Linked DNA regions of Homo sapiens: region 2 is linked to region 1. The links are chromatin loops, found by intact Hi-C in ENCODE. Cell type or tissue: heart left ventricle. All regions are shown on one strand. Each heading gives the region's core, and the rest is flanking DNA. Links, peaks and the distances in the headings are about the cores only. Region 1 overlaps TEAD4 (TEA domain transcription factor 4). Region 2 holds the start of LINC02371 (long intergenic non-protein coding RNA 2371).

Region 1 (15,960 bases), core at 272-8,271:
AGCACTGTGTGGAGTAATGTCTCCTCCCTGGTGCTGGCCGGGCATCTGGCTGCATTTGGCATGAGGAAGGCTATCAATAACTGACAGACTGTGAGAGTAGGACTTCATTAATTCAGACCAATCTGGGGAAGGGGTGAGGAGAGGGACGAAGACTGGCCTGCACGGTGAGGAGGTTTAACAAGTGTGTGGGCGGCACAGGGCCCCGGACTCTCAGAGTCCACAGGTGCTTTGGGTTGGAGGCCTTCAGTCCCAGCTCCTTGTCACTGCCACTACGCAGCGGGCCCAGAACACAGGGTGCTGCAGGAGACCGTGTCACGGACAGTGAAGATAACTTGGCCCTTGTTTAGGGCCAAAATACAGAGGATTTTATCACAACCCCCCAGACACGCACCGGAAAGCAGGGTGCCTGGGTGGGGATTCACCTGCGCTTATGCTCCTCACCACTGCCCTGCACTGCCCTTGGCCGGGGGTTTAGCAGAGTGGGAGAAACCATAAAAGGCAGGCCTGAATTTTCTGTAACTTCCATTAGAGCAGGGTCTCCAGGGTACCCATAAGCAGAAAATCAGGGAAGGAACAGTTTTAGGCATTCATGGAGTTCAAAGTGAGCAGGGGACAGAGATCTTAGCCCTGCTTCTGCACTAATGAGCTGTGTGACCATGTGCGGGCGATTGGTGGGAGGCCTCCGCTCTCTCTGGGCCTCCACTGTGAAGCCAGAGGGCTGGACTAGGTAGATGCCCAGGGCTCTGCCTGTGCTGCGGCTCTGCTCTTGGAGAGGACCGGGGGTGCCTGCAAGGACGTGCTTGGAAGATCCTGAAAGGGCAGCAATGGCTCTGGTTAGCTGGGCAGGACACTGGTGCCAAGGGGAGTGTGGGAGGCACACAGCACTGACAGCAGACAGGGAAGGCAACAAGGGATTATCCTGGCTCCCTAACGGAGGGCATTCCTCCTGAAAGCAAATGGAAGCCATGCCCAGCAAACACAGACCACTGCCACCGGCCCTCACCCGCCAGGGTGGCCTCCTACCTCAACTTTCTCCACCACCTGCTTGCCGAAAGAGCAGACCTTCGTGGAGCAGGTGATGATCATGTTCTCGGGGCTCTCATACTGGCTGGAGACCCCATAGAAGGAGCTGCCTTCATCCTCGATGTTGGTGTTGAGGTCTGCCTGGAGGGAGACAGTGGGAAGGCGAGGGAGTGTCAGCAGGTGCCATGTCAGACGGGAGCATCAAGGAGACCTCAGGGTCCCGGTCCCGGCTCTAGGGCTGGGAAGAAATCAGACTGAGGGTAGACAGTAGGACGCCAGAAAGCTTCCACATTCCTCTACATCTCTGCCTGGTACAAAATCAGGTCGTGTTGCCTAAATCATGGGAAAAGAGGACACTGGGACCCACACAGTTTCAGGCCACTGCTGCCTGCCCAGATATTAACACACCCAGCAGGTGGGAGCCCCAGATTCCATCTTTAAGATTTCAAGTTTCATAGTCTAAGACTTTGTTCTTGTTAAACTGCAAAGGTTTGAATCTCTACCAGTCAGCTCTATTTTAGTTTGAATGCGTCTATCAGAATTATTCCAGAGTCAATTTTGATAGTGCAGGAAGCATGAGAACAGAAAACCAGGGCAAGAGACCGGCAGTGGGGAGGGTGGAAGGGGTGAATGCTGCTCCTGTCTCATCCTCTTGTCTCGCCAGAGACCTGATCGATGCTCCCTCAGAAACGGCTCTGGGGCTGGCCTCTTCCCCCTCTAGGCACTGCTGGGTCCCGTCACCTTGGATCTTTTGACATCTCTGCTTCAGCCTCCAGAGCAATCTCCCCAGCACCAGCTGTCCCTCCCTTTGGTTCATTCTCTTAACTGCCCCGGGAATCTCTTCAGAAGTCAAGTCACTTCACCGTCTCATTGAGCCATTTAGCCACAAGGGACAGGAGTCTTGGTCCCCGGCCTGGCTCACAAGGCCCTTCACAGGCCCAGACACTGGTCCTCTAGGTCAGCTTCTCACCTTGCCTCAGACAGGCTGCTCTTCCTTCCCCTGATGAAAACAGAGCCCAGGGGGCCTCCTGCTGGATGTGGGGCTGATCTGAAACTTCCCTTCTAGAAAAGGCGGAGTAAGACTCTGTGCTGATCTCACACCCAAAACCACGGCCTCGGTTTTATCCATGAGGGGTCCTGACTGTTAGCCTTGCCCAACACCATCCAACTAGTAAGTGAAAGACCCCAGGTCTTCAGCCTCCAACCCCAATACTTGTCCCAAACCAGCAGAGTGCCACAGCGAAGAAAGGAAGGCACCAGATGAGACAATTTGGTGCTTTGGGGACTCTGAGGCAGGAATTGTATTCCTGAAGCCCTACGCCTTAGGGGTCCCCATGCCCAGAACTCCAGCCCCACATCAAATCACCCCATCTGAGCCAGGGGTGCTAAGAGAACAAGTCAAGACTCAGAAACAACGCACAGGCACATTACAAAGGCTTATTCTCAGGGGAGGCCGCTCCTCCCACCCACACCCCGGTCTGAAATCACTGCAAGCTGTGCCCAGAGCGCAGCCCTACGAATGCAGTAAAGCGTCAGGCCTTGGTCAAGGTTCTGACACCAAGGACTCTTCTGTGCAAAGATAAGGGGATCCCTAGAACCCCAGGAAGGTTTTGGTCAGATTCAGAGCCAGGCACCAAGCAATTCTACTACTGGCCATGAGGGGACACTCAATCGTTATTTTTCTCTCCTTTGGAGAAGTTTTCCCAGAGCAGGACCTTTCTCTAGACTGGCGGTGGGTGTTGATTGTCTATAGCACAATAGAAACATTATGTAGCCACAAAAAAACGCTGAGAAGGACCTGCATTTATTATCATGGATGACTACAAACACACTGAGTGGGAAAGCAGGCTACGGAGCAGAATGAGGGTGGATTACGTTTATGATGAGGAAAAAAAGGCTGTTTTCATGCTGAAACAGAATGGCATATGGTTCAGTGCACCTGCCTCGGCTTTGATGAGGCCTTTAGGGAAAAAAAGCATTCGTGTCAATGCTCAGCCTCTGAAACAGACAGCAGCATTTATCCTAAACACCCTCCACTACCACCCCTGAGCTGGCCTCAGTCTCCCCACTCTGTCTCCATCTGTGATGCTGGGAGGGAGGGGATGACACATTGTAGGCAGGGTGCCCAGGATGGCATGGCAGAGGTGGCTGAGGCCTCTGCCGGACTAGATTTAACTGTGGCTGTGACTGGCCGAAGGTCTTACAGGCAAATATAAGGTGAATGGGACCAGAACCCAGGCTTTCGGGCTCCTGTTTTCTTCTTCTTCTTCTTTTTTTTTTTTTTTGTTAAAGACAGAATCTTGTTCTGTCACTCAGGCTGGAGTACAGTGGTATGATCACGGCTCACTGCAGCCTCGAACTCCTGGATTCAAGCAGTCTTCCCACCTCAGCCTCCTGAGTAGCCAGGATTATAGGCATGTGCCACCACACCTGGCTAATTTTTAAATTTTTTGTAGAGGCAGGGTCTCGCTGTTTCCTAGGCTGGTCTCAAACTCTTGACCTCAAGTGATCCTCTCACCTTGGCCTCCCAAAGTGTTGGGATTGCAGGTGTGAACCACTGCACCTGGCCTGTCTCCTATTTTCTCGAAGTCACCTGCTCCTCCTAGGAGACTGACTTTGTCAGACTGTTCCTAAAAAGGGCCTGGGGGACAGTTTGTGTGCTCAGGACATATTCTGTAGCTGGAAGCACAGGGCAAAAATGTGAACAATGCCTGAAATGCCGCTGGCAGGAAGCCCAGCTGCCTGGGAAGGATGCACTGGACATGGTGGGGAACACCAAGAGGTGAGGCCAGGCATCAATGGTGGTGACCCTCAGATTTTAACCGCGCATGGTCCCTCTGATCAATGCCACATTCATGTGCCATCTACGACACATCCTGATTCTTTGAAATCAACTCACTTTTATTCCTTAATTCCATTCTAAGCAATAAATCCATGAAATCAAGGATTCTATTCTTTCTAATATATATGAAAATAACTATATAACTATTTTTTTAATTTTATTTTTTGAGACGGAATCTCGCTCTGTCGCCTGGGCTGGAGTGTGGTGGTGCAATCTCAGCTCACTGCAACCTTCGCCTGCCGGGTTCAAGTGATTCTTCTGCCTCAGCCTCCTGAGTAGCTGAGATTACAGGTGCCCACCACCACGCTCGGCTAGTTTTTGTATTTTTTTTTTTTAGTAGAGGTGGGGTTTCACCATATCGGCCAGGCTGGTCACGAACTCCTGGCCTCAAGTGATCCACCTGCCTCGGCCTCCCAAAGTGTTGGGATTATAGGCGTGAGCCACCGCGTCTGGCCTATAACTATTTTCCATATTTTCAAATAAAGTTATTTTAAAACACAGGGATAGGGCTTCGCCATGTTGCCCAGGCTGGTCTCGAACTCCTGGGCTCAAGTGATCCTCCTGCCTCAGCTTCCCAAAGTGGGGGGATTACAAGAATGAGCCACTGAGCCTGGGCAACTACTTAACTATTTAAAAAAATGCATATTCACGTGCCATCTTAGAAGAATCCAGTGTGCCAAGCTGGGAAGGACTGGCATCCACACCTCCCAGCTCTTCCAGACACACAGAGGCAGCGGCTGCCCCCAGCCCCCAGGAGCAATTGGCAGATCCCCCTCTATTACCCTGCTTGTCATAATCTGTCCAGATGTCCTTGCCCCCTTCCAGATACGATGCTCCCTGGAGGCAAGAACTAAGCTCTCCCAGGGCCTTAGTAGGGTGGGCCTTCAATCAAGGTTGCAGGCGGCTGTTCACCCTCTCACCTCCGGGTGGCACCAGTGGGAAGAGCAAGGTCCCTCAGGCGCAAGCAGGAACCTACCCTGTCCTGCTCACCCTGAGAGTTCTGCGCCCCAGCTCCACCCCCATCTCAGATACACTCTTCTGTCATCAGCTCCCACTCCCTGGCTCTTCCCATCGCTCAGGTGCCCATTTGTCCAGCCCAGGCCAGCAGTGCTAGAGGCAGGGGGGCCCAGAGAGGTTGAGACATTGTTTCTGCTCTCAGGGAATTTATAATCGGGAGAACAAATAGAATGCAAGTGCTAGGGTTGAGCAATGGGTCAGGGGGAGAAAGAGAGATCCCACAATCAGCCCCAGAACTCATGTTCACACTGCATAAACCCGGAACACACCAGCCGGCGACACGGACGAACCGCCCCAGAGCACCTCGACTCGTCCTCAGTGCCTGGATCCTTCTAATTACAGCCTCACCCCTTCTCCTGCAGCTATACTCCTTCCTGACATTTCCTGTCCACCCTCATATCCCCCCACACTGAGCAACCACCCAAAACAAGCTACGCTTCTTGGCCTAAGAAAAAATGAGAGCTGCCCCGGTCCCCTGCCCTGTGAGTGCCCCCTTGCAACCCTCCCTCCGCCCTATTCATAGCTGTGCGTGCGGGTGGGCAGCTGTGCCTGGAACAGGTGTGGGGGATCGGGTGACTGACAGATGAGCAGAGACAGCCGCAGCCCGGGTGTGGGGGCCTGGAGGGGCTCAGATTCATTGTCATGTGCTGGTATGTGCCTGGGAGAAATGTCAGGGACTGAAAGGGAAGAGCAGGCTGAGATGGGAGGAAGGCCTGGGGTACTCTGCTGCCTCCACGGTGCAGCCCGGCTCTGCCTGGCATTTCCAATGTGCAGAGCGGCGTTAATGGCCACCAAAGGCCCCCTCTCACCGGCCCCAGAGACAGGTGGCCTCTGCTGGACTTGCGGGGCTCTGGGGGAGGAAGGGAGCTTCATCGCATCAGTCCCTCGCTCCAGGCCCCGTGGCGCTCAGCAGATAGGGCTGAGGCTGTGCACAGCCCTAGCAGCCTCAGCCCTTCAGGCTGGCAGATGCCACTTCTAGCTGGAAATGTGTCCCAGCAGTCCGAGAGTCTATGAATGACCACCACAGCGCCCTCAGTAAGAGCAGTAACTCAGGGGACAGGCAGGGAGGCTGGACTGGAGACGGACAAGTCCTCCTCCCACTCCAAGGGGGTTCTGATTGCCTCTCCAGCACACACATTCAGGGCCTGGGAGCCAGGACTGAGAAAACAGCCAGGCAGGAAAAGAAAGGCTCCGGGAGAGGCGACACCGTTTCCTTGCCTGAGCAGTTTTCCTTCCTAACTGTGTGTGGCCAAGTTCACACCAGCTGATGGAGGGGGAAGGCGGGACCAGGCCAGGGAGCAGAAGACAGGAGCTTCCCGATGCGGGGGGAGCCGGGGCAGCCTGTGAGGACCCACGATTGACGCAAAGTCTCATTGTCAGCAAACACGAATATGTACCTTTCCCCGTCACATATGTGTCTTCCTCTGGTGCCTCTGCCCGCCCCACACATGCGGAGGAGGGAGCAGATGACCGCCAAGGTGCCCTGGCCTCCGGCGCTCCCTCATCTCTGATTTCACCTGCCCAGGCCGCTGGCACTCAGAGGGCTCAGGCAAGGGGTGGGGCAAGGGCAGGCCACAGCCCCCCACTCAGTACCAGCCGGCCACATACACGGGGTCTTCAGCGACACAGCCCCTGGCAGGTCCCCAAGATCAAACTGCTGACTATTCACACAAAGAAGCAGAGGCACAGAGAAGCCAATATTTGCCCAGGACACAGTTCTCAAGTGGTAGAACTGAGACTCTGCCCCAGCTGGGGCCAACTGCTGCCCACCGTGCCCTGCCATGACACATCAGAAGGGCCTTGCTGGGGGGCACACCACAGCCCCCTGTCCAGCGGCTCCTGTCCCAGGACCCCGAGACTCGCGCTGGATCCTCCCATCCAGAGTGCGAGCTCCTGGAAGCCGAGGGCCGCGCTGGGTCCGTACAGCACACGGCTGGAGCACACGGTCCACAAGGGAACCTGCTGAATCCCATGTCTTTGGCACCAGCTGTCCCAACCCTCTCTTCTCCCATCAACCCCCACCTCCAAACTCCCCTAAGAGTCAGAAAGAAAGAGAGGACACAGGCCACTACCAAGTTTGGAAAAGTACCTTCTAGGTCCTCCTTCCTTCCTGGCAACCTTAGTCTCCACGCAGGGCCACTGCCCTATTTTCTGGAAGGGATATCTGAGGTCGAGAACGCCCAAGAAGCCCAAGGGGCTGGCTCTACATTGACTGCACAGAGCTAAGTCTGCTCTCCCCACGCTGCCACTGCCTGCTGTTCCTCAGGGGGCTGGGGATCTGTTTTAGACAATTCAGAGCCTTCTCCAGTGGGAGCAGGAGAAGCTCCAGGATGCTGCATGGAGGGCAGCCAGTGACTTCGCAAGGAGGACTGTTTAGTATGGTGGCTCCAAGCACACACCCTGGGGTCAGGCTGCTCAGGTATGGACCCGTGGTCTGGTATGGGTCTGGTACTATGAACTGGGCAACCTTTGGCAGGTGATTCTACCTGTCTGTACCTCAGTTTCCCCTCTGCAGATGAGGTTATCCAGTCTTGGCTGTGGTGAGGATGAGACGTGTGACTGTATGTAACGTGGTGAGAAGAGTGCAGCTGTCATCTCTCTCAGTCTATCTGGGCCCATCTATCTCACAGCATGTATCCAACAGGAGTGCCCACAGGACAGAGGTCACCCTGGCTGGGGGACTCAGGGCCAGGCCCTGCTTACTCCATGCCTCAGTTTCCCCTACTTGTGAAACAAGAGACCTAGGATGGTCCTTATCTGGAGGGTGGCTAGAAGAACACAGAATATCACCAATAGCTAAAGGCAGGAGCTAGTGCAAGAGGGTCCCGGACATGCCACCTCCCGCTCCAAGGCAGTGTTCCCATGAGTGCTTCCTGCCACTGCCAACTGGGTCTCCGCTCTGACCCCAACTGTATCCCCAGGGTCCTGAGCCATGCCGGGAAAGAGCCACAGATCAGCTCGCCTAAGCTCCTTCCGCTGAGTCAGGGCTGAGCCTGGACAGGCCGGGGGCGGTGAGTGCTCAAGCAAGGGTGAAGGCTTCTCCAGGGGGCTGGGGGCCCCCTCAGACTCACAGCAGGGTTGGGAAGCGCCACTGCCAGCTGTACAGGTTCCAATTCCCACAACCGGGGCTGGACGGGAGACTGGGAGATGATTTAAGCCCCTCCTGAGAAAAAGTGGACAGCATCCTGCCTCCCACGCCACACCCTGAAGCCAGCCTCTCGGCCGAGGTCCTCAGGAGGCACATGCGTCTTGCCTGGTCTCCACTGCAGGAGTCTCACACCTGCTTCCAGTCTGGGTGCCAGAGTTAACCAACTAAGCACAACCCTGGCCACGTCCTGCCCTGTTCGAAAACCTTAAATGACTCCTCATCGCTTAAGGAGAAGGGCTAACAAATATTTCCCTGGCTACGCACGTGGCCATGACCGTCCACCCAGCACTCCTCCCTGCTAGAGCCTTCTCAGCCCAGCACTCCAAACAGCGACTGCCGACCCCTTCGAAGTGGCACACAGGTCACCCCATCATCCTGGACACCTGGCTAAAGGTGGGAGACTGACTACCCCAGTTTATTTTTTCCCCTTCCAGAGACCCAGCTAGAAGGACAACAGCAAGTAACTTTAAACAATATGCAGCACCACAAAGATAAAGAAAACAAAGAGACCAGCTGACAAGAGAGCTGGGCAAGCTTTGGAGACTCAAAGCTGATTAGGACCACACTGGATTCCACGGGGTAGAGAAAGCAAAAAGAGTCACAACCTACCAATATCTTCAGGGGTGACAGATAAGAAGCTGAGCTGCGTGGCTCGGAGCTGGAGGGAACAGGATTTGTCCCCAGGAACTGACAAAAAGTCTGTACACTGGACAGTCCAGCCCCCAGGCCCACCCCTCCCATGCATCGGTAGAAGATCAAAGGGTCAGCCGGGTATGGTGGCTCCTGCCCGTAATCCCATTACTTTGGGAGGCTGAGGCAGGAGAATGGCTTAAGCCCAGGAGTTTAAAACCAGTCTGGGCAACATAGCAAGACCCTGTCTCTATGAAATTAAAAATTAAAAAACACACCAACAAACAAAAAAACTTTTTAAAGAGGACCAAAGGGTGACCATCTTCAGAAATTAAACAGGAGGGCAACAGGTCTCAGGGACACAGGGCTTATTCAAAAGAGAGGGAAGAGGGGGAGTAAGAACAGGAGAGTTAAGTGAAAGCCAGCATCAGAAATGGTCAGGGCCCCTACCCCCGACCCTTTATCCCACTACCAGAACACTTGTGACCAAGTATGTCCCTTCCAGGGAAATTAGATGAATCGTCTCTGGAGAAACTAAATCACCTCAGGGGGAAAAAAAAGTCCAGTAAACACACATATTTATTGATTTCCCCAATAAAACAGCTAGCTCCCCAAGCCCAATCACCCTAAAGCGAAACCCACCAGGTGACAAGTCCTACCTTGCACGAAGAGCTCCCAGTCACTACTAAATATAACCAGAACAAATAACAAAAGGAAAACTTGATAAACTGGACATCATCAACACTAGAAACGTTTGTGCATCAAAGGACACTACTAGGAATGTGAAAAGGGGCCAGGCACAGTGGCTCACACCTGTAATCCCAGCACTTTGGAAGGCTGAGGCAGGAGGATCACTTGAGGCCAGGAGTTCAAGACCAGCCTGGGCAACATAGTGACACCCTCTATAAAAAATTTAAATAAAAATAAAAACTTGGGCCGGGCGCGGTGGCTCACGCCTGTAATCCCAGCACTTTGGGAGGCCGAGGCTGGTGGATCACGAGGTCAGGAGATCGAGACCATCCTGGCTAACACAGTGAAACCCCGTCTCTACTAAAAATACAAAAAAATTAGCTGGGCGTGGTGGCGGGCGCCTGAAGTCCCAGCTACCTGGGAGGCTGAGGCACAAGAATGGCGTGAACCCGGGAGGCGGAGCTTGCAGTGAGCCGAGATCATGCCACTGCACTCCGGCCTGGGTGACAGAGTGAGACTTCATCTCAAAAAAAAAAAAAAAAAAAAAATTGGCCAGGCGTAGTAGTGCATGCCTCTAGTCCCAGCTACTCAAGAAGTTGAGGCGGGAGGATCACTTGAGCCCAAGTTCAAGGTTGCAGTGAGCAATAATCATGCCAGTGCACTCCAGCCTGGAAGACACAGCAAGACCCTGTCTCTGAAGAAAAAAAGAAAAAAGAATGTGAAAAGACATTCAACAGAATGGGAAATAATAATTACAAATCATATAACTGATAAGGAACTTTCATCCAGAACTAAGAACTCATAATTCAATAATAAAAAATAACCCAATTTATTATAAAAATGGGCAATGGGGTTGGGGACAGCGGCTCACACGTGTAATCCCAGCACTTTGGGAGGTTGAGGCAGGCGAATCGCTTGAGCTCAGGAGTTCAAGACCAGCCTGGACAACATGGTAAAACCCCGCCTTTACCAAAAATACAAAAATGAGCTGGGCATGGTGGTGCGTGCCTGTAATTCCAGCTACTCAGAAGGCTGAGGTACGAGAATCAGTTGAACCTGGGAGGCAGAGGTTGCAGTGAGCCAAAATTACGCCGCTGTACTCCAGCCTAGGTGACAGAGAAAGACTGTCTCAAAAAAAAAAGGGCAATGGACCTAAATTTCTGAATTGGCATTTCTACAAAGAAGATATACGAATGGCCAGTAAGCACATGAAAAGATGCTTACCATCATCAGTCATCAGGGAAATGCAGATAAAAACCACAATGAGATACCACTTCACATTTGCTAGGATGGCTACAATCAGAGAATATCAAGTGTTGGTGAGGATGTGGAGAAAATAGGATCCTCATACCCTCATACCCTGCAGGTGGGAACAGAAAACGGTGCAGCCACTTCGGAAGACTCTTGGGAGTGCCTCAGAAAGTGAAAGAGAGTTGCCATATGACCCAGTAATTCCAGACATAAGCATATGGAAATGAAAATGAACGTCCACACAAACACTGGTACGTAATGTTCACAGTAGCACTACTCCTAACAGCCAAGAGGAGACAACCCAAATGCCCATGAACTGATGAATGGATAAACAATGTGGACTCTCCGTACATTTGGCCATAAAAAGGAACGTACGTGCTACAACATGGTTGAACCTTGAAAACACTATGCCAAGTTCAAGAAGCCAGTCACAAAAGACCACATCCTCCACAAACCCTTTTATACAAAATGTCCAGAATAGGCAAAGCTTCAAAGACAGAAAGTAGATTATTGCACAGGGCTGGGGGGTAGGAGTGGGGAGTGACAGCTAAAGGGAACAGGGCTTATTTTCGGGATGATGAAAATGTTCTAAAATTGATTGTGGTGATGGTTGCACAACTTTGTGAATATACTTAAAAACTCGGAATTGTATACTTTATTTTTTGAGATGGGATCTTGCTCTGTCACCCAGGCTGCAGTGCAGTGGTGTGATCTCAGCTTACTACAACCTCTGCCTCCCAGGCTCAAGCGATCTTCCCATCTCAGCCACCTGAGTAGCTTGGATTACAGGCACGCACCACCATGCCTGGCTAATTTTGGTATTTTTAGGAGAGATGGGGTTTTGCCATGTTGGCCAAGCTGGTCCCCAACTCATGGACTCAAGCAATCCACCCGCCTCGTCCTCCCAAAGTGTAGGGGTTACTGGCACATGCCATCACGCCTGACTAATTTTTGTATTATTTTTGTGGAGACAGGTTTTTGTCATGTGCCCAGGCTGGTCTCAAACTCCTGAGCTCAAGCAATCTGTCTGCTTCGGCCTCCCAAACTGCTGGGATTAAGATGTGAGCCACTGTGCGTGGCCTGTATGTTTTAAGTAGGTGAACTGTAAGGTAAGTTAATTACATTGCAAGAAAGCTGTTAAAAAAATACAGACAGGCAGCTAAGAACTAAAGACACCAAAGAAAACCCTCCAGCTGGAAAGACAAGGACCAAAACAAACAGAAAAACGGAATTAAAAAGAAACAAAGACAAAGAAAGGAGCAGGAGGCTGGGTGTGGTGGCTCACGCCTGTAAATCTATCACTTGAGGTCAGGAGTTCGAGACCAGCCTGGCCAACATAGCGAAACCCCTCTCTCTACTAAAAATACAAAAATTAGCCAAGCGTGGTAGCGGGCACCTGTAATCCCAGCTACTTGGGAGGCTGAGGCAGGAGAATTGCTTGAATAGGGAGGCGGAGGTTGCAGTGAGCCGAGATCACACCACTGCACTCCAACCTGGGCAACACAGCAAAACTTAGTCTGGGCGTGGGTTGGGGGAGGGTTAGGAGCAGGAGAAAACTTAAGAAGTAACACTTACTTCATACCTTTAAGAAAAAGAGGAGAAAAACTACATCCATCAAACATCTTGATGCAATCACAGAACAAGAAGGAGCTCTGGAAAATTAAAATGTCAGAGCCGAAATTAAATATTCAACAGAAGGTGTGGCAGAGATGCTGCTGTATTCCACTCATCTAATTCACCCTTAACTGTAGGATGCACACTTTATAAACTACCCAGAAAAAACAAAATGTCATCAACTGAACTAAGATACATCCATAAAAGGATGTATGCAGCTTCTTCTACAGTATTACAGCTCTGATTTTATTCAGAACAGCAACTTACCCAACTAAAAAAGTACCTTTCCCGGGTTCCTTACGGCAAGATGCAGCCACACAACTAATTATGGGGCTTCCCAGCAGGCCCCTTACAGGGAGCTAAACTGGCTTCTTTTGATGGTTGGAAGATGGCTACAGTGGCTGGAACTCCAGCAGTCATGACCCTGAGTACAGAAGTCATACACTGAGGACAGCAGATAGAGAGAAGCCAGGTCCCTCATGATGTCAGGAGCACTGGGCCAGCACTGGACAGTCTTTACCTCCAGACTTCCTTGATGTGAAAGAAAAACTATTTATGCCACTGTTTCTTTGGGGTTTGTGTGATATGCACTTGGACACAACCTTAACTAATTCAGAAAAGAGTCAGAATACAAAATTAAGGAAATCGCTAAGAAAACAGACCAAGATTGAAAATAAATGGTAAAAATCGTAGAGGATAAGTCCAAGAAAATAAAGAAATGGTAAACATCATAGAGGGTTCCAACATCATAACAGAGATTCCTGGAAAAGAAAACAGAAAACAGAGGGAAATAAATTATCAAAGAAATAATACGAGTACATTTCCTAAAACTGAAAGACTCATCTCACAGTTAAAAGTGCCTACCAAGTACCTGGCTCAAGACGGGGAAGTAAAACAACACATATCCCAAAGCTCACCAATGTGAAACTGGCCATTAGGGAGAAAGAAGAAACATTACAACTTCCAGAGGAAAAAAAAAAGTTACATAATAAAGGATAGGGAATTAGAATGCTATCAGACTATTTATGTCAGAAGATAATGACAAATGCACTAAAGAATGATCCTCGAAAATCATTTCTAGGCCAGGCACGATAGCTCATACCTGTAATCCCAGCAATTTGGAAGGCCGAGGCAGGAGGATCACTTGAGACCAGGAGTTCAAGACCAGCCTGGCCAACACTGAAAAATCCCATCTCTCTTAAAAATACAAAAATTAGCCAGGCCTGGTGGCACACGACTGTAATCCCAGCTACCTGCAAGGGTGAGGCATGAGAATTGCTTGAACCTGGGAGGTGGAGGTTGCAATAAGCCAAGATTGCGCCACTGCACTCCAGCCTAGGCAACAGAGCGAAACTCCATCTCGAAACAAGACCCTGTCTCAAAAAAAAAAAAGTCATCATTTTCTAGGGAAAATGATGTATGATCTAGATTCTTTATCCAGACTACCAATACCAATCAGTCAAGTATAAGGATATAATAAAAATAATGACATTTCAAAGAAGCAAGGTCATTTATGTACCATGCATCTTTTCTTAGAAGGTACTAGAGGATGTGTTCCCACAAAATGAAGGGGTTATACCAATAAAGAGAGAAATGCAAGAGCTAGGAAATTGTATCAATATAGGGGAGGCTCAGGATGACAACTGTAGGGCAAGCCTAGAGAATAACATGCTCAGGCCGGGCGCAGTGGCTCACACCTGTAATCCCAGCACTGGGAGGCTGAGGTGGGCAGATCGCCTGAGGTCAGGAGTTCAAGACCAGGCTGGCCAACACGGTGAAACCTTGTCTCTACAAAAAGACAAAAATTAGCCAGCCATGATGGTGGGTGCCTGTAATCCCAGCTACTCGGGAGGCTGAGGCAGGGGAATTGCTTGAACCAGGGAGGTACAGGTTGTAGTGAGCCGAGATCGCGCCACTACACTCTAGCCTGGGCGACAGAGTAAGACTCTGTCTCAAAAAAAAAAAAAAAGAATAACACGTTCAAACTGGAGCAGAACAGAGGCAGCCAGGAGAAAGATCTCCAGAAGAAAGGAGAAATTGATAAATTATCTAACAGTTTTGAATATTTGGGGGAAAAAAATTTTAATTTTATATGGTGGTTCTGATGGAGCAATTTGTAAAATTTTAAGAATAGGCTTATTAAAAAATATGCAAGAGCCATTTATTTGCAGGAAAAAAAAGTTGTACAAGAGGTAAAAATGTAATCATAATACCCTTCTTGACTCTTTGTACTTTTGTTTTGTTTTTTGTTTTTTTGTTTTGAGGCAGGGTCTTGCTCTGTCACCCGGCTGGAATGCAATGGTGCGATTTTGGCTCACTGCAACCTCTGCCTCCCAGGCTCAAGCAATCCTCCTACTTCAGCCTCCTGAGTAGCTGAGACCACAGGCACACACCACCACACCCAGCTACTTTTTGTATAGATGGGGTTTCATCATGTTGCCCAGGCTGGTCTTGAACTCAAGTAATCTGCCCACGTTGGGCTCCCAAAGTGCTGGGATCACAGGGATGAACCACCACACCCAGCCCGTTCTTGGCTCTTTGGTGTTCAATCTACATTGTCAAAAAATGTGAACATTACTTTGGGAGGCTGAGGCGGGCAGATCACGAGGTCAGGAGATCGAGACCATCCTGGCTAACACGGTGAAACCCCGTCTCTACTAAAAAAATACAAAAAATTAGCCAGGCGTGGTGGCGGGTGCCTGTAGTCCCAGCTACTCGGGAGGCTGAGGCAGGAGAATGGCGTGAACCCGGGAGGCGGAGCTTGCAGTGAGCCAAGATCACGCCACTGCACCTCTAGCCTGGGTGGCAGAGCGAGACTCAAAAAAAAAAAGTGAACATTTTATGACTTTTACTAAATTAAATAACTTATTGGATATTATTACATTGGGATGATGAGGGGGAAAAGTGATGTAACACAGCTAATTTTTTCTACCATAATGAAATGAAAATATAATGTCTTAATCCTGACATCGAGATACAGCAATATAAGCATATTACTTAGAACTAAAGAGATAAAGCCCAAAATAAACAGCTGAAATTTGCAGTGACTACCTTTGGGGATTGGGATTTGGGTGTGGGGAGGAGTAGGACAAGAATATGATGCTTTTCACTTTTTTTTTTTTTTTTGAGACAGTCTCGCTCTGTTGCCCAGGCTGGAATGCAGTGGCCGCCATCTCTGCTCACTGCAACCTCCGCCTCCCACGTTCAAGCGATTACTCCTGCCTCAGCCTCTTGAGTAGCTGGGATTACAGGCGTGTGCCACCACGCCTGTCTAATTTTTTTTTTTTTTTTTAAGTAGAGATAGGGTTTCACCATGTTAGTCAAGCTGTTCTTGAACTCCTGGCCTTGTGATCTGCCCGCCTCAGCCTCCCAAAGTGCTGGGATTACAGGCATGAGCCACCGCAACTGGCCCTTCATTCTCTTTCGTTAAATAAGGCTCCTGGTATTAATTAACATTTTAACCATGAACATGCATTGATTTAAAAAGAAGACCAAGTAAAATAAAATACTACTTATTTTTCATTCCAGAACAGGTTAAAACTCAAACTTTAGTATGATCAAGACCTTCCAGAACCTAACTCACTCTCCCAGTTGTCTCCTCTTATTCCCTCTTTACCTACGGCTTCAACTTCACTCCAGAGCCCACTTCCTTCTGCCTTTACTACTCATGCACTCCCAGGCCGCAACAGCCTTTCCCATCTCTGCCAATAGATGTGCCCATCCCTCAGGCCAGGGTCCAACTTCC
Region 2 (15,960 bases), core at 3,226-11,225, 290 kb after region 1:
GCATGGTACCGGTACCAAAACAGATATATAGACCAGTGGAACAGAACAGAGGCCTCAGAAGTAACATCATACATTTACAACCATCTGATCTTTGAGAAACCTGACAAAAACAAGAAATGGGGAAAGGATTCACTATTTAATAAATGATGTTGGGAAAACTGGCTAGCCCTATGCCGAAAACAGAAACTGGATCCCTTCCTTACACCTTATACAAAAATTAACTCAAGACTGATTAAAGACTTAAACTTAATACCTAAAACTATAAAAACCATAGAAGAAAACCTAGGCAATACCATTAAGGACATAGGCATGGGCAAAGACTTCATGACTAAAACACTAAAAGCAATGGCAACAAAAGCCAAAATTGACCAATGGGATCTAATTAAACTAAAGAGCTTCTGCACAGCAAAAGAAACTATCATCAGAGTGAACAAGAAACCTACAGAATGGGAGAAAATTTTTGCTATCTATCCATCTGACAAAGGGCTAATATCCAGAATCTACAAAGAACTTAAACAAATTTACAAGAAAAAAACAACCCCATCAAAAAGTGGGTGAAGAATATGAATAGACAGTTCTCAAAAGAAGACATTTATGTGGCCAACAAACATATGAAAAAAAGCTCATCATCACGGGCCATTAGATAAATGGAAATCAAAACCACAATGAGATACCATCTCACTCCAGTTAGAGTGGTGATCATTAAAAAGTCAGGAAACAACAGATGCTGGAGAGGATGTGGAGAAATAGGAACACTTTTACACTGTTGGTGGGAGTGTAAATTCGTTCAACCGTTGTGGAAAACAGTGTGGCGATTCCTCAAGGATCTAGAACCAGAAATACCATTTGACCCAGTAATCCCGTTACTGAGTATATACCCAAAGGATTATAAATCATTCTACTTTAAAGACACATGCACACGTATGTTTATTGCAGCACTATTCACAATAGCAAAGACTTGGAACCAACCCAAATGCCCATGTATGATAGACTGGATAAAGACAATGTGGCACATGTACACTTTAAAATACTATGTAGCCATAAAAAAGGATGAGTTAATGTCCTTTGCAGGGACATGGATGAAGCTGGAAGCCATCATTTTCAGCAAACTAACACAGGAACAAAAAACCAAACACCGCATGTTCTCACTCACAAGCGGGAGTTGAACAATGAGAACACATGGACACGGGGAGAGGAACATCACACACCGGGCCAGTCTGGGGGTGGGGGAGCTAAAGAAGGGATACCATTATGAGAAATACCTAATGTAGATGACAGGTTAATGGGTGCAGCAAACCACCATGGCATGTGTATACCTTTGTAACAAACCTGCACGTTCTGCACATGTATTCCAGAACTTAAAGTATAATAAAAAAAATAATAAAAAAATTAGCCAGGCATGGTGGAGCATGCCTGTAGTCCCAGCTACTCGGGAGGTTGAGATGGGAGAATTACTCAAACCCTGGAGGCAGAGGTTGTAGTGAGTGAGATCACACCACAGCACTCCAGCCTGGGCGTCAGAGTGAGATCTGTTAAAAAAAAAAAAAAAAAGAAAGAAAGAAAAGAAAAAGAACATTCTTCAAAGACGCTAAGTGGTCTTTTCCTTAAATAGGGAGAAAGAAATTTTCCTTCTTTGGGGTAAATGCCAAAGAGTACAATTGCTGAGTCACATGGCAAGTGTATGTTTGGTTTTATAAGAAACTGCCAAAATATTTTCCACAGTGGCTGTGGGAAGGGAAGGGAAGGGAAGGGAAGAAAGGGAAGGTCTAGTCACACAAATGGTGCATGAGCTGTCCAGTTTCTTAGCATTCTTGCTAGCATTTGGTGTTTTAATTTTTTTTTTTTTGATGTTATCCATTCTAACAGGCATAGCAATAGCTCATGTGGCTTGAATTTCCATTCCCCTAAGGGGCTAATGGTGCTGATCATATTTATATGTGTGCATGTGCTGTTCACATCCTTTCTTTGGTGAAATGTCTATTCATGTCTTTTGCCCATTTTCTCATGGGATTGTTTTTTTTTTTTTTTTTGAGACGGAGTCTCGCTCTGTCACCCAGGCTGGAGTGCAGTGCTGTGATCTTGGCTCACTGCAACGTCTGCCTCCCGGGTTCAAGTGATTCTCCTGCCTCAGCTTCCTGAGTAGCTGGGACTACAGGCGTGTGCCACCACATCTGGCTAATTTTTTGTATTTTTAGTAGAGACGGGGTTTCACCATGTTAGCCAGGATGGTCTAGATCTCCTGACCTCATGTTCCTCCCACCTTGGCCTCCCAAAGTGCTGGGATTACAGGCATGAGCCACCGCGCCCGGCCGAGATTGTTTTTTTTTAAAATGTGTTGAGTTTTGAGAGTTCTTCATGGATTCTGGATATAAGTCTTTTGTCTGCTATATGGCTTGCAGATGTTTTCACTCAGTCTGTAGCATGTCTTTTCATCCTCTTAATAGGATCCTTCACAGATCAAGAGTCCCACATTTTGATGAAGTCCATGTTATAAGTTTTTCCACATATGAATTGTTATTTTGGTGTCATGTCTAAGAACTAGATGTTGAATATTTCTCCTATGTTTTCTTCTAAAAGTTTTATAGTCTTGCATGTTACATTTAAATCTGTGACCCTTTGGAACTAATTTTGATATTAGGAGGAATTTCAGGTTGAGGTTCAAATTTTGCACATGAAAATTCCATTATTCCCATAGCATTTGTGGAAAAAATGCCCTTTCTCTATTGAGTTACTTTTGCACCTTTGTCAGAAATCACTTGGCCATATTTGTGTAGATTCATTTCTGTACTCTGTATTCTGTTCCATTGGTCTCTGTGTCCATTCCTTCAATAAACCACATGATTGTGATTACTCTTGCATTAAAGTAGGACTTAAAATACTGTAGCACAGTATTTTCATCTAAATGAAACTAAATTCATCTTTTTACCTTCACTTTTGCATATAAATTTAAAAATCAGTTTGTCTATATAGACAAAATATCCTATGCTAGGATTTTGATGGATTTGTATTTAAGTTACAGATCAATCTGGGGAGAATTGAAATTTTTACTATGTTGAATCTTCCCATCCGTGAATATCTCTTCATTTATTTAGACCTTCTTTGATTTTGTTTATAGCACTTTTTAAGTTTTCAGAGTAGACAATCTTGTATACCTAAGAATTTCATTTTTCAGAAGTATTATAAATGTAATTTTTGCAACATTTAAAATTTCCAGTTATTTATTGCTAGCATGTAAGTATTGAATTTAGTATTGCATGTGTTGACCTTGTATTATTTCTGGGTTTTCGTCTCCCCCAAGAAAGTCAATTTTTTACACAAGGAAGTCACTCTGGTTCTCCCTCCATGTTTGTCTACGCAGTGTCCACCCTTCCAGGTGTAGGCAATTCCCTTATCTAGAGCTCAACCCCAGCCCTTGGGCCTTAACGGTGTGTGTCCTGGGGAGGTGGTTCAAGCATCCCCCGTCAATGTAGAGATGTGGCAGAAACCCGTTCACCTGTTATATTGGTATCTGGCTCCAGAAAGAAACGTTTCATTGCTTTGACATAAAAATAAATTGATGAATGAAGTTAAACCCAGAAGAAGCTTCGCAAAGAGGCCGTGTAAGCATCTGCCCATGGGACTCCCTTCCACGCACCGTCTTTCTCACTAGGTGTTGGGGAGGACAGGGAGCTGGGGCTGGGGAGGGCAGTGGGAAGAGGGAGCTTTGCTTAGTTACAGGGAAAGGTGCCCCATTCCTGACAGTTGTAGGACTCTTCTTTCCCTCCTATCTTCCCCCTCAACCTCTTCAAATCGTAGCCTCTGGAGAACCTGGACTCTGGCGGCTGAGGCCTCCCTGGGAGTGAGGTTTGGGCTTCCCCGCCTGCCTTTGCACAGCAGCCTGTGTCAGGTGGCACCTGGACAGCCTGAGGGGAGGGACATCAGCAGAGGGGGGACAGGGCGGCAGACACCCCCACATCCCACCAGCTAGGCTGAGGTGGCTGGGACAACACCCCCAGATGGAACGAGTACTCTTCTCACCTTCCCAAATAGATCTTTGAGATGTCAGCGGCTCCACCACACTGGTCACTGTAGGTGAGTGAGCTGAACACGTCCCTCCATGAACTGGGAAGAGACACAGAGGGAGTCAAACTATGCCCTTTTCTTGCCTCCATTCTCCCAGTCCTCTCTGTGCTGACATTTGCCTCAGAGGCAGATCTTGTTTAAAAAACAAAATTGGCCCAGGCTCCATCAGCAAGTAGTTTCCTCCCTTGGGATTTAAAGAGGTCTTCTGGGAATCAGCAGGCCCCTTTTGTGGCCTCTTTGCTGAATTGTTTCTAAATATATTTTAATTATTCTAGGCCTCTAGGGACAGAGATGCCGTCATCCTCCTTTGCCACCTTTTCTATGATGGTTTGATGAGGTTAAAAACCCCGACGACCAGGGTTCCACTCTATCCTTCTCCTAAACATTTGTTCTATTTCTTTGCCTTTAGGAGTGGTGGGTGTGTATTGTCAGGCCTATTGTAAAGGATGGTGTAAAGTAACCATCCAAAGGTTGGTTACTTTACACGTCCCTTTGGATGACTTCTGTACATAGCACTCTTGCTATGAGTAATTCCTTTGTAGAAATAGGCTCTATGGAGAATTGTCTCCTTGGACCCTTCATGTAGCTCACGACTTTTATTATGGAAATAAATGAATAAAAGCCTGCAATTGTGGACAGACACAAATATGCTTGGACATGGCTATCTCTGATCTTGTGTGGCTCAAAATAACTTACAGAGTCTTCATTTTCAGAGTGTTCTCACCCAAAAAGGTACCAACTTGGGCATGGAAAGACCTGTTTCTCCTGGACTCCTGGACGTGCCAGCCATCGAGACAGGGAAGACCCACTGATGTCTTCAGGATTTGTCCATCACCCTGGGGACTGTCTGGCCTGCTGGCAGGTGACAGTGGCCTGTCCAAAAGTGTGAGCTACCTGATGATGAACCAGATGCAAGGGCAGGACTGTCTTCTGAGAGATGTCTCCCCCTCGGTCCTTCTGTCACTTCAGACATTCCAGGTGGAAGGAGGCTCTTTGACCTGCAAAGCCAGCCAGAGAGCCAGGATCAGGGCAGGAAAACAGGACGCTGGCCTGTGACAATTCACACTCTGGTGGGGTGCCAGGAGCAGTAACTATGGCCCGAGACACTCCTCCTTTCCCCTCCCCTCGTCTGAGACGTATTCTGGTGTCCAGGGCTCATCCCTGCACACCCTGCCTTTGGAATGTTGTCTCCTTGCTTTGGAAATGCCCCCACTGTGTGGGGCTGATTTGAGGCAGGCCACAACGATTTCCCAATCATCCCTGACCAGTGTTCTCTAGGGAGTAACCACCGACCACATCCAGAAAGCGAGCGGTGCATTTACCTAGTGAGGCAGAGCGGAGGAAACCCCTCTTTGGAGATTGCCGGATGTCCCTCTTGTCCTCCTCTGGGAGCATCAGTTGCCGATTTTTGTCATCCTGGTAGGAGAGCCTGGAACAGAGAGCTCATGGGGCTTGTTCCTGGAGGCTGAGAAGTGGCCACCCATAGGGGCAGCTGCACCCCCAGAAAGCACTTTGCTCTGATCCTTAGTGAAGGGACGCCCACTTTGTGCTTACATGCAGGTTTGGGGAAGTTGCCTACCCAAGAAGTTCTGGCCTGCCCCTGGCATCTTCCAGGCCTGCTCAGTGGGAATGGCCAGCTCCTCACCCGCAGCCTGTCTCATAAGCCTGCAGTTCTGACTTGGGGCAGTGAAGGCACTCTGGGGTCAAAGGTGTTGAGAAAGCGGAAAGAATCCTAGGCCCATGAAGTTCTTTTGGGGAATGGCCTTGGCTCCCGTGTTTGCATGAGCTGATGCTGTTTTCCCCAGTGACCCTCAACTTTCACCCAAACTTATGCCCGTCCCCCGATTTCTCCCGCCCTGCCACCCCCTCATCAGCAAGAGCACATAAGCAGCTGCCTACAACCACTCTACGGTCACTCAGTAGGTGAACAGCAGGGCTGTGAGGGACCTCATGGGGCATCTAGTCTATGGCTTCCAGGCCTTTGATGGAAACTCGATGAGAAGTAGATTTGACAGCTTCTCATCACGCACAGACACACCTGATGGAATGAAGCCTCATGCCCTTTGCTTACCCTCAGTGCATGCATTGCACCCTGGTGAGTCCCAGTCCACTTTAGTCTGTTCTATTTTTATTAAAATTTTGATTCACAATCTCTGCTGGGTCAGCCTGCAGTTCAAGAAGCACAGCTGCATTCCAACCTCATTCCCAGATGAGACCACTGACTTGCTGGTCCCTGGTGCCACCCTACACCTCTGAGGGTGACTCCATGCCTGCTCATGGCACAGCACAGAGACTTGGATGATTTATAGATGTGCAGGAAGGCTGGTAGAGTGCAGACCGCAGTATTTATACCTTCAAGACTTGCTCTTACTCTCAGCTAGCTAAGGCCTCCCTATTATATTTTCTTCTTATGCAAATCACCCCGGCTCTTGCAGATCCAGCTAGTATTTGACCCTGTGCATGGTACCTACTAAGGTCACCCTGCCCTCAACCTTCTCTGAATGCCTGTACCCTTCGGGGTTCCGCCACTCTAGGGCAATTAATGAGAAACTCTCTGTGTTATCTTCCTCTCCTGAGACCCTCTTAGTTTACTAGTTTGTGGGATCTCCTTAAGGCATGATTTAGCAGGTGCCTCGGTGCACCAAGCACTCTAGAAAACCAACATAGGTTAAATTATATGCTTTTCCTGATTTCTAGGGAAGGTGGTCAGGTATTAATTTGTATTCCCTAAAAATCAATTTAGAGACTGTTATCTCATAAGGAGCTTTGGGTATTTCCCTTTTTTATATTGACTGTGTTTCACTTAGTCAGAAAAGTAGAAGGTCTGTCACCCCCACCGCCCCATTTTGCTGATGGGGACATGAAGGCACAGGGCAGTTGAGTGATTTGTCAAGCGCCGCTGGTTGGGACTCTTTCCATGCTTTTCCTTACTCACTCGATTCTTCTTTCTATGCTGGGGAAAAAGAGGTGCTTCTGCTACTCTTCCCATCCAGTTCCTGAGGAGAAAGCACTGGACCCCAGGAAGCCGCATGCTGTGCTGGCCTGGCTGCCGCTCTCCCCACACTCCTCAGGGTGGGGCACCTGGTGTCCCCTCCCACCACCTCCAGCCACACCTTTCCTGTCTTCAAAAGTCTGCAAGGCTAGTCCTTCCTCACTCTGACATCTTTTCAGGAAAGCTTCTAAACACTGTGTCTCAAACTGCTGTAAATGCCACCCACAGTCATAAGACGTTTCACAAGGTGACCCCCAGATACACACATCTATTGGCAATGAAACAAGTGTTTCCCAACACAGTGCTTACCTTTGTGACATTTGATGCATTCTGATAGTTTCTGTTGTGCTGTGCTGCGCTATGCTATTCTTCTAAGGGTTAGTCATAACCGACCAAATGGATGTCACCACCTTCTAATGGATCTAGATCCGCAGCTAAAATCCTCCAAAAATTCCAGCAAGGACAAAAATCTCAGGCCTGGCTTTGCCACCAGTGCCCTCTTCTGGGCAGCTTTATTATAAGCAGTGTCTTGAAACACTTGTGTAATTGTCAATAGATGTATGTGTACACTGAATCTCACCAGAAAACATTTTTATGACTGTTGGTTACAGCCTAAAACGTTTAAGAAACAATGTTTAGGAATTTTTCTGGTCAGGAAAGCCCAAACTAAAAAGCATCGTGTGTGCGTGTGTGTGCGTGCGCGCGTGTGTGTGTGTGTGTGTGATGGGGGCTCCCGCTCCCCTAAGGAGATAACAGAGGCTGTGCAGATGTTTTCTCTGTGATCTCCTCTCCAGCAAATTATGCCCAGAGGAGGGATCTCAGGGACCTGCCCCTGCCTCCTCACATCTGTTCCCACACCAGGGCTTGGCTGGGAGAGGGCAGCTCACATCTCTGTGGAGAGCAGGCTGGGCTCACTGCAGGACTCCTATGTTGTGGGTTCATCTTCACTTCATAGGTTTTGTCCTGGGACCCAACCCCCCTCCTGACATGCCATGGCTGTCTGGCTTTCCTGGAAGTGACACCTACAATATCCAAGACGGAGAAAAACATCAGGAACTGCCAACACTTTTCCTCTTTCCTCAGTAAGCAATGCATTAAACATGCACACATGTGACATGCACACACACGTGCACATCTGCACACATGTGCACACACGTACACATCTGCACACATGCACACACGTGCACAGCTACACACATGCGAACAGGTACACACCTGCACACACGCATACACACATGCACACATGCACACATGTGCAAACACGCATACACACGTGCACATCTGTACACACGTGCACACCTGCACACATGCACACACGTGGACATCTACACACATGCACACACAGTACACATGTGCGCACACACCTGCACACATGCACACACACATACATGCACATCTGCACACATACACACATGCACACACACGTACATATCTGCACACACGCACACACGTGGACATCTGCACACACTCATACATACATGCACACATGCACACTCACATACACATCTGCACACATGCATACACACGTGCACATCTGCACACACATGCGGACATGCATGCAATTACTGTGGCCTTGTACTCCTGTGGTGGCTGATGAAGCCATGGATCCATGGAAGTGTTAAGATTAGGGTGAGGCCTCCATGTGGCAGGTTGTCTGGTGTGGAGCCAAGGAGATCTGAGTCCTGACCTCAATTCACTTATCCCTTGGTCCAAGTCACTTAGTGCACCCCTTGCCTTAGTTTCCCTTTATATGAAATTGAAGTGACATTTGTCCTGCCTGACCCAGAGGCCTATAGTGAGTCACAAATGAGGCGACAGACGAGACAGTGCTTTGAGACTGGGAAGAGACAGCTTTGACAGTGGGTCCTGGGCTGTGCCATAAAGGGCAGGGTGGGCCTGTGAGGAGGCTGCTGTCCCACCCCCAGCTGCAATAGCAGGGTCTTTGGGCATTTGTTTGACACAGCTGAGATGTCCCTGGCATCTTATTTTGATGGTGCCCTTGATTCTGACACCAGCTCCCTAGAGTAAAGGCACAGGCAGGAAGCTACCTAGAGGGGTTTGCAACTCTCCCACACCAGGACGTGCCTTTCCCTGCTGGGATAGGGTCTTCTGCTCACAGGGTTGTGTCTTCTTTAGCTCTGGGCCACAAGATCTTCCTTTTCCCATCTGTGCTCAGCTCAGTGCCTCCCTCTGTCTTGCTTCTGACCCACTTTACCCTCAGACCCCTGAGGGCATCAGGGAAATATCCTGGTCCATCCTCTCAGAGCTGAAAGCTGGATCAGTGCCCCTGGCTTTGAGCCTCTCAGGCAGGGTAGGGGCAGTTCTTTCTCGGGTCGGCCTACAGATCGCCACCTGCCCCACAGTGGAAGGAAAGATGAGAGGTGGGAGCTCCAGGAGGATTGGGAGGGGAGGGAGGTGGAGTGGGCTTTGGTGAGGCACGGAGGGAGGAGCTGGAGACACAGAGCAGCAGCAGGCAGGCAGCAGCACTTCTGGGGCCACGGGGAACAGACTTGCTGGTCCATCCTCACCACAAGAAATGCCAGGGCCTCAGCTGCTTTAGCCTTGAGCTGTGACGCAGAGGACAAGGCCCGGGAGCTGGAACGCGGGCTATGTTTCTCTTCACCAAGCTGAAGCTTGGCACCCTGTGTGTTGTTTGTACCCACTGCAGTGGGCAGAGGGAACCGACACTTCATGAGCACTGACTGTGTGCTGGGCACTGTGCCGGGTGCTTTGCATGTATTTTGCTATGTGGAGAGATGTATCTGTGGGGACAAGAAAATCCCCTGGAGTCTCCTCCCCCAACTCCTCTAAACATCCCTCTCCTCTTATGTCACAGAGAACAAAGCTTCACATGAAAATGCCCTTAGAGGGCAGGGACTTAATTCACCCTGAGATGCTAAAGACGGACATGGAGCCCTCCTTAAGCAGAAGCTTCATGAGGCCAGAGGGGAGAAGGGGTATGGGGACCGAGCCAGGACCTCTCTGGAATGAGAGTCTCCTGACCTACTTTCAAGCAAGGCAAGTCGGAGAATTCCTTTCTGACCATGCTCAGGGGAGAAAGGAGAAGTGTGGGTCAGAGAGTGACCTTCTTGCTCCTGCCGTTTTCTCCATCTGCTTCCATAGAAAATACTCAGGAGGCCAAGGGGCCATATGTTGGGGTAATGGGTTCTGGGCCCTGACACTGTCCTCCTACCTCTCTGACCATTTCCTCTCTCTTCCTTTGTGGACTTCTCTCGCAGGTGTCCATCTCTGTCCATCACGGGGACTCCGCCAGGGAGGGTGGGAGGAGGAAGCCAGGGATCTGGGGTGATCTGAGGGCAGCCTGAGAGGATTGAATGAGAGGGAGGGGGCAGGAGTGAGGGCCAGCTGCATTGATTACATTGATTCATATGAAATTGCTGATATTTGATCATTTTTACCTCTAAAAATCATAATTTCATCTGGTTCAAACTAAAACGTCAAAGCTTGCTTCAGTAAGGCTCATGTCCCACTGGACTTGTAGCCAGACGGTTGGGAGTGCAGGGTGCTTACAGGAAGGTGACTGGAAACCCTGCCGCAGGGCTCCTCTGCACACTTTGTAGCATCGCGGTTACAGAAGAGAGGTGCAGGGGACTCATGGGGAATCCTATATAGCCACAAAGTCACGCTTTTCCAGCTGAAAAGTGTATAGCTGACTGAAAACATCTGTCACTATTGCAGGAGGACAGAGAAGTACAGCAAATCTCTGCATCTCCAAGACTGGGAAGCCATCTCTGGGGTGATCTTGCAGAGCAGGCCCTGTAGTTCCATCGTTGTGTGGATCTGCACAGCAGGCTGTAATGCAGAGCCACTGCTGGAGCTTTAGAAATAGAGTTGTCAAATGGGTGGTTCTTCAAAGATATGCCTACAAAGTTCTCTGCAAAAACAAAAGGCTTGCTATAAGGAAGACTCCACTGCAGGGCAGCGGATGAGCAGCTTACCACCTGTGGATCTTAGTCAAGTCAATCTCTCTGAGCCTGTTTCCTCATCTATAAACGGGGATGATAATGCCTACCTCTTAAAGACTGTGCATAGCTTGCTTGGGCTGTCATACTGAATATCACAGACTGGGTAGCTTAAATAACAGAAATGCATTTTCTCCCAGTTCTGGAGGCTGGAAGTCTGAGATTCAGATGCTGTCAGGGTTGTTTTCTGGGGAGGGGTCTCTTCCTGGCTTGTGGATGGCTGCCTTCTTGCTGTGTCCTCACGTGGCCTCTTCTCTATGTACACGCAGAGAAAGACATCTGTAACATCTGTTCCTTTTCCTGTAAGGACACTAGTCCTGTCAGATTAAGGTCTCATGCTTACAACCTCATTTAACCTTTATACCTCCCTATAGCCCCTATCTTCAAGTAGTCATATTAAGGGTCAGGGTTTCCATATGTTAATTTTAGGGGGACACAAATCGATTCATTATAGACTGTTTTGAGGCTCACAGGACATAGATTATGCTCCGAAAATGGTAACTCTTTGGATATGCGTCATCCAGGAGGCCTAACAGGTTGCAGGGAATGAGGCTGATGAAGAAAAATCTGACCAAAGACCAAGATATCCCCAGGTCCTTGGAAGAGAACTGAACATGAGCACCAGATCCCACTCGACAGCATCAATATTTCACCGCACCTGGATTTATGCTTGAATCCACTGTTTAATAACTACCTGTGGCTTTCTTTCCTTAGTGCCAACTTCTCTCTCACTTCCTGGATTCAGTCACCCCCCACCAACTGTGCCTTGTCTCCTTCCCTGCTAGTCAATGAGCTCAGGCCTCTGTCCTTGATGGCTTGGCTGTGAACAATAGCTTCCTGCCTGAACTTTTGCCTTTATCCACTCAAATCCACTCACACCACAGACAGGCTGATCATGTACAATGTAGACTAGATCCTGTCACTTCCTTATTTGAAATGTTTCAGTGACTTCTATGATTTTAAGATAAACCCAAGCTTGTTAACAGGCTCACAAGGCCGACACCACCCACTCTAACCCCCATGTCCCTTGGCCTGGGTGCTTGCCACTCACCTACAAGTTTCACCCTCAGACTCAGATGCTCCTGGGTCTCTGCCTCTTTCTCTGCCCACTCCTGTTTGCTCCCACATCCTTGCCCCGGTCTGACTTTTCAGATCCCAGATTCCAAGTCACACCACCCTCTGGGGCCTTTTCTTGGAGTTGGGTCAGGCTTCATGTGTCCACGGGGCACCTGTTCCTCCTGTCCTGACGGTTACCTCACCGCACTGATTCTCTGTCCGCTTTAGGCTCTGAGCTCCAGGAGACGGTTGGCTGTGCCTACAGTTTTGTTTATCGTGGTCCCTGGCACAGCGTCTGGTCCAGAACAGATGCTCAAGTACTGGCTGAATAAATTTTCCTTTATGAATCATTTTTAATATTTCTGCTCCTATGTTCACAGAAGGCTTATTCGCAATAGCCCAAAGGTAGAGACCACTCAAGCATTCCCTGATGAATGAATATATAAAAGTGTGGTCTACTCATACAATGGAATATTATCTACCCTTGAAAGGGGATGGAATTCTGACACATGCTATGACATGGATGAACCTTGAGGGCATCACGTGAAGTGAAATAAGCCAGACACAAAGGAACAAATATTGTATGAATTCACTTCTCCTTCTCCTTCTTCTTCTCCTTTTTTGAGACAGAGTCTTGCTCTGTTGCCCAGGCTGGAGTGCAGTGGCGTGATCTCAGCTCACTGCAACCTCCGCCTCCCAGGTTCAAGCAATTTTCCTGCCTCAGCCTCCCGAGTGGTGACAGTTGCCCAACAATGTGAACATGCTTAATGCCACTGTGTCATGTTGCCCAAAATGGGTAAGATGGTAAATTCTGTGTTACGTATATTTTACCCCAATAAAAATAACTGTACTAAAACACTGTTTATGCAATTCCAAGTGACAAAACTAAAACCCCCAGGTAATACTGTAGAGAGACAGAAATGGATCAGGGTCCCCTGCTAGGGGCTGTGGTCAAGATTCCAGAGCCCATGGTGGGCAGGTCGCATAAAGGTCCCCACCATGGCTGGTCTTAATGCCACTAGATGGCCTCAGGTTACTCTTCCACCTGCTCCAGACCCAGCTGCTCATTTTTGTGTTCATGTCAACTGAGATATTTAAAAAGAACACCCAGGGCTTCATGAAACTGTTCTTAGAGTCTACTCACCAGGCTGCCTGCTAAGCAAGAGTGCCTTGAAATAGGCTTTGCTGCAGGTCCAGAAAGGAAACGTCCTTAAAGGCCCAGCAGCAGACTGTTTCCAAAGATGACCATACCTGCAGCTCCCATCTGGCAGGATTTTTGCAAGAAGATCTTATCTCTCCTCCTATCAAGGGGGAGCGTCTGTCAGCATCCCTTTCCCTTCCCCTTCCCCTGAGTCTGAGACTGCAGAAGTGAGGTTGAGTGGCTTCTGAGGCCGTGCCATGACAGAAATCCTGTCTCTGGGGACACCAGTTGCCACACAACGAAGAAACTCAAGATAAGAGATTGAGTTAGGAAGTGTCCACTCTCACCACTCCTATTTAACATAGTACTGAAAGTCCCAGCCAGAGCAATCAGGCAAGGGGTCGGGGTGGGGGGACGTGTATGGACCAGGCAGGCATCGTGTGAGTGATCCTCAGCTTAGCCCAGCTGCTGGCCACTGGGACTTCATTCAAGAACACCCAGGCTGACGCTATGTGGGACAGAGTAGGCCAGCCAGATGCAGCCCCACCTGCTGGCCCATGAATCATTAGGAATAATCCACCATCACAGAAGTGCCTTGATAGGATTTCCTGCAACTTCAGGAAGGAAACGTCCTTAAAGTCCCCAGTGGCAGACTGTTTCCAAAGATGACCATACCCGCAGCTCCCGCCTGGTAGGAGTTTTGCAAGGAGACCTTATCTCTCCTGCCATCAAGGGGTATGGGAATAGAGAACCAAAACCATGTTTTCTACCAAATGGAACACACAGAGCGTAGAACTGTATTGCAGAGCACTCTGGCACGCCCCCTCCACCTTGTATTCCCTGTGATGCTATTAAACAAGAAACAAAAAACAACAACAACAACAAAAGGATATCAGCCTGCAGCTCCTCATCCCATGCTTCACCTGTTTCGTCTCTCTGTGCAGGTGTCTGGTGTGTGTCGGTAGGCACGCACAGTTGGCCATGCTGTTTGTCAAGCATGTAACATCTGTGGTTTTCCCTTTTGACTTTATATCATTCATTTACACACTTGACAAACATTTATTGAGAGCTTCTCTATGCCCATCACTGGGGATTTAGAATTAAATGGCTACATATTGTTTTTTCACACTTTGGGCTATAATTTATATCATCATTGCCTTGAAATTGCTTTTTGAGTTAAATACAAACTGAACCAGGTGTGTCTCTCCTTGTCTTTCTAGAACTTTTAGCTCCAAAGACTTTATGGTCGCTTATACTATGATCTGTGGTATCAAACTATAAAGTAACCATTAAAACTATGGGGAAAGGAAAAGAAATGTACCATGAACCCAGTGTAATAGAATTAGTCTAACTACCCATGTAGCTCTGCTATTCCAGGCAAGATAAAAACAAAGCACAACAGTGAATTAGTCATTCACATTGCTTAATTACAGCAGCACATCACCTGCCTGAAGAAGAGGGCGGTCAGACCTCACCAGGTGGGAGCAGTTGAGGGTGAATCTGAGGTGAGGAGCTGAAGGCAGCATGGAGGCTGGTGTCCGCTCTGCCAAGGGGCTTGGCTGTGAAGAGGACAGAGAGAGAGGGTATGTTGTGGTGGGGATGGGTGGTGAGATGGGAGACACTCTTTGGCTGCAGATGGGAAGACTGTAGAGGTAGAAATTGAGAATTTAGAGGGAGGGGGCTGACGAATGGTGCAGGGTCTCTGAGGAGGTCTGGGGCTGAGAACTGGAACACCCCCTGGACGGGCCTTCAAAGAGATGAGTTGCAGTATTTCCGCCTTGTGACAAGGGGGAAGAAAAAGGAGGTTTGTGGGTTTGGAAGGGTAGAAAACAGGCGCTTCCTGGCCGGCAGTTTCTGTTTTTTCAGTTTAAAGTATGAGAGGAGATGAGAGTGTGGGAGAGGGGAGTTGGAGGTTTGAAAGAAATGGAAAAAGTGCTGATACCCTTGTGGGACCTGCTGATGGTCTATTCCAGGTCAGACTGCCGCACATCTGAATCTAGGGGCAGATGGAAGAAAAAAACAGGTCCCAACAAGAGCATCCCCAGGGCCTTCGCCCAGTCTTCAGAGCAGGCCCCTGATCCCATAAACACCTGCCTTCTAAACTCTTGGAGATTAGGCCTTCAGGCTCTCCTGCACCTGCTTTTCTGAGCGTGGTGATTCGTGGAGACTTAGAGACAGGCAGGAGGCTCAGCTCATGGGGCCGCTTGGAAGATTCTGCAGGGTGGAGCAGTTGGTGGGAGGGGAGAGGTTGTCCTTTGAGTAGGAGACCTAAGGAGGAGAGGGAACAAGAGCCAGCCCATTCTGGAGGCTGCCCCCTTGATTCCGCCTGTGATCGGCTTGAATGTGATCTGATCCTTGGGAGTAAATTTAAAATATGCCGAGTCTTAGGTAGCTTTTAAAGAGACTCTTCAGCACTAGCTGAGATCATTATTCAATGAAAACCAAAAGCGCTATTGAAGAAAACACAACCAGCAAATAACATGTTGGCAAGGATGTGGAGAAATTTGAACCCTTGTGCATTGCTGGGAGGAATGTAAAATGGTGCAGCTGCTGTAGAAAATGGTGTGGTGCGGCCGGGCGCAGTGGCTCATGCCTGTAATTCCAGCACTTTGGGAGGCCAAGGTGGGCAGATCACCTGAGGTCAGGAGTTCAAGACCAGCCTGGCCAACATGGCGAAACCCTGTCTCTACTAAAAATACAAAAAGTAGCTGGGGGTGGTGGCGCGC

Evidence for each region. A loop is a pair of places that touch in the nucleus more often than their neighbours do. Peaks named below come from ENCODE experiments on the same cell type or tissue, not always from the same donor. Only the 100,000 strongest peaks of a DNase experiment are listed, where the experiment ranks them.
Region 2: a loop joins it to region 1, with 4 times the contacts of the local background. A loop is called at or near these places in 7 of 110 quality-filtered maps.

What each region holds. Positions count from the first base shown.
Region 1 is chr12:3,023,172-3,039,131 of GRCh38, reverse strand. It overlaps TEAD4 (TEA domain transcription factor 4), which reads right to left. Exons shown (of 13, transcript NM_003213.4): 11 at 1,024-1,164. Among named protein-coding and RNA genes, the nearest start is that of TSPAN9, 46 kb to the left of the region's middle. RefSeq lists an enhancer at 6,406-6,967. In heart left ventricle, for the core only: CTCF peaks have their summits at 2,661 and 4,784 (motif pointing right); DNase peaks (open chromatin) are centred at 4,801 and 6,191; H3K27ac peaks cover 1,208 bases.
Region 2 is chr12:2,731,605-2,747,564 of GRCh38, reverse strand. LINC02371 (long intergenic non-protein coding RNA 2371) reads right to left here and starts at 7,490. Exons shown (of 5, transcript NR_186579.1): 1 at 7,364-7,490; 2 at 5,385-5,491; 3 at 4,957-5,060; 4 at 4,018-4,101; 5 at 903-1,529. ITFG2-AS1 (ITFG2 antisense RNA 1) reads left to right here. Exons shown (of 4, transcript NR_146317.1): 4 at 4,776-4,939. It also overlaps the pseudogene LOC100422463. In heart left ventricle, for the core only: a CTCF peak has its summit at 7,556 (motif pointing left); no DNase peak of the experiment used is centred there; H3K27me3 peaks cover 301 bases.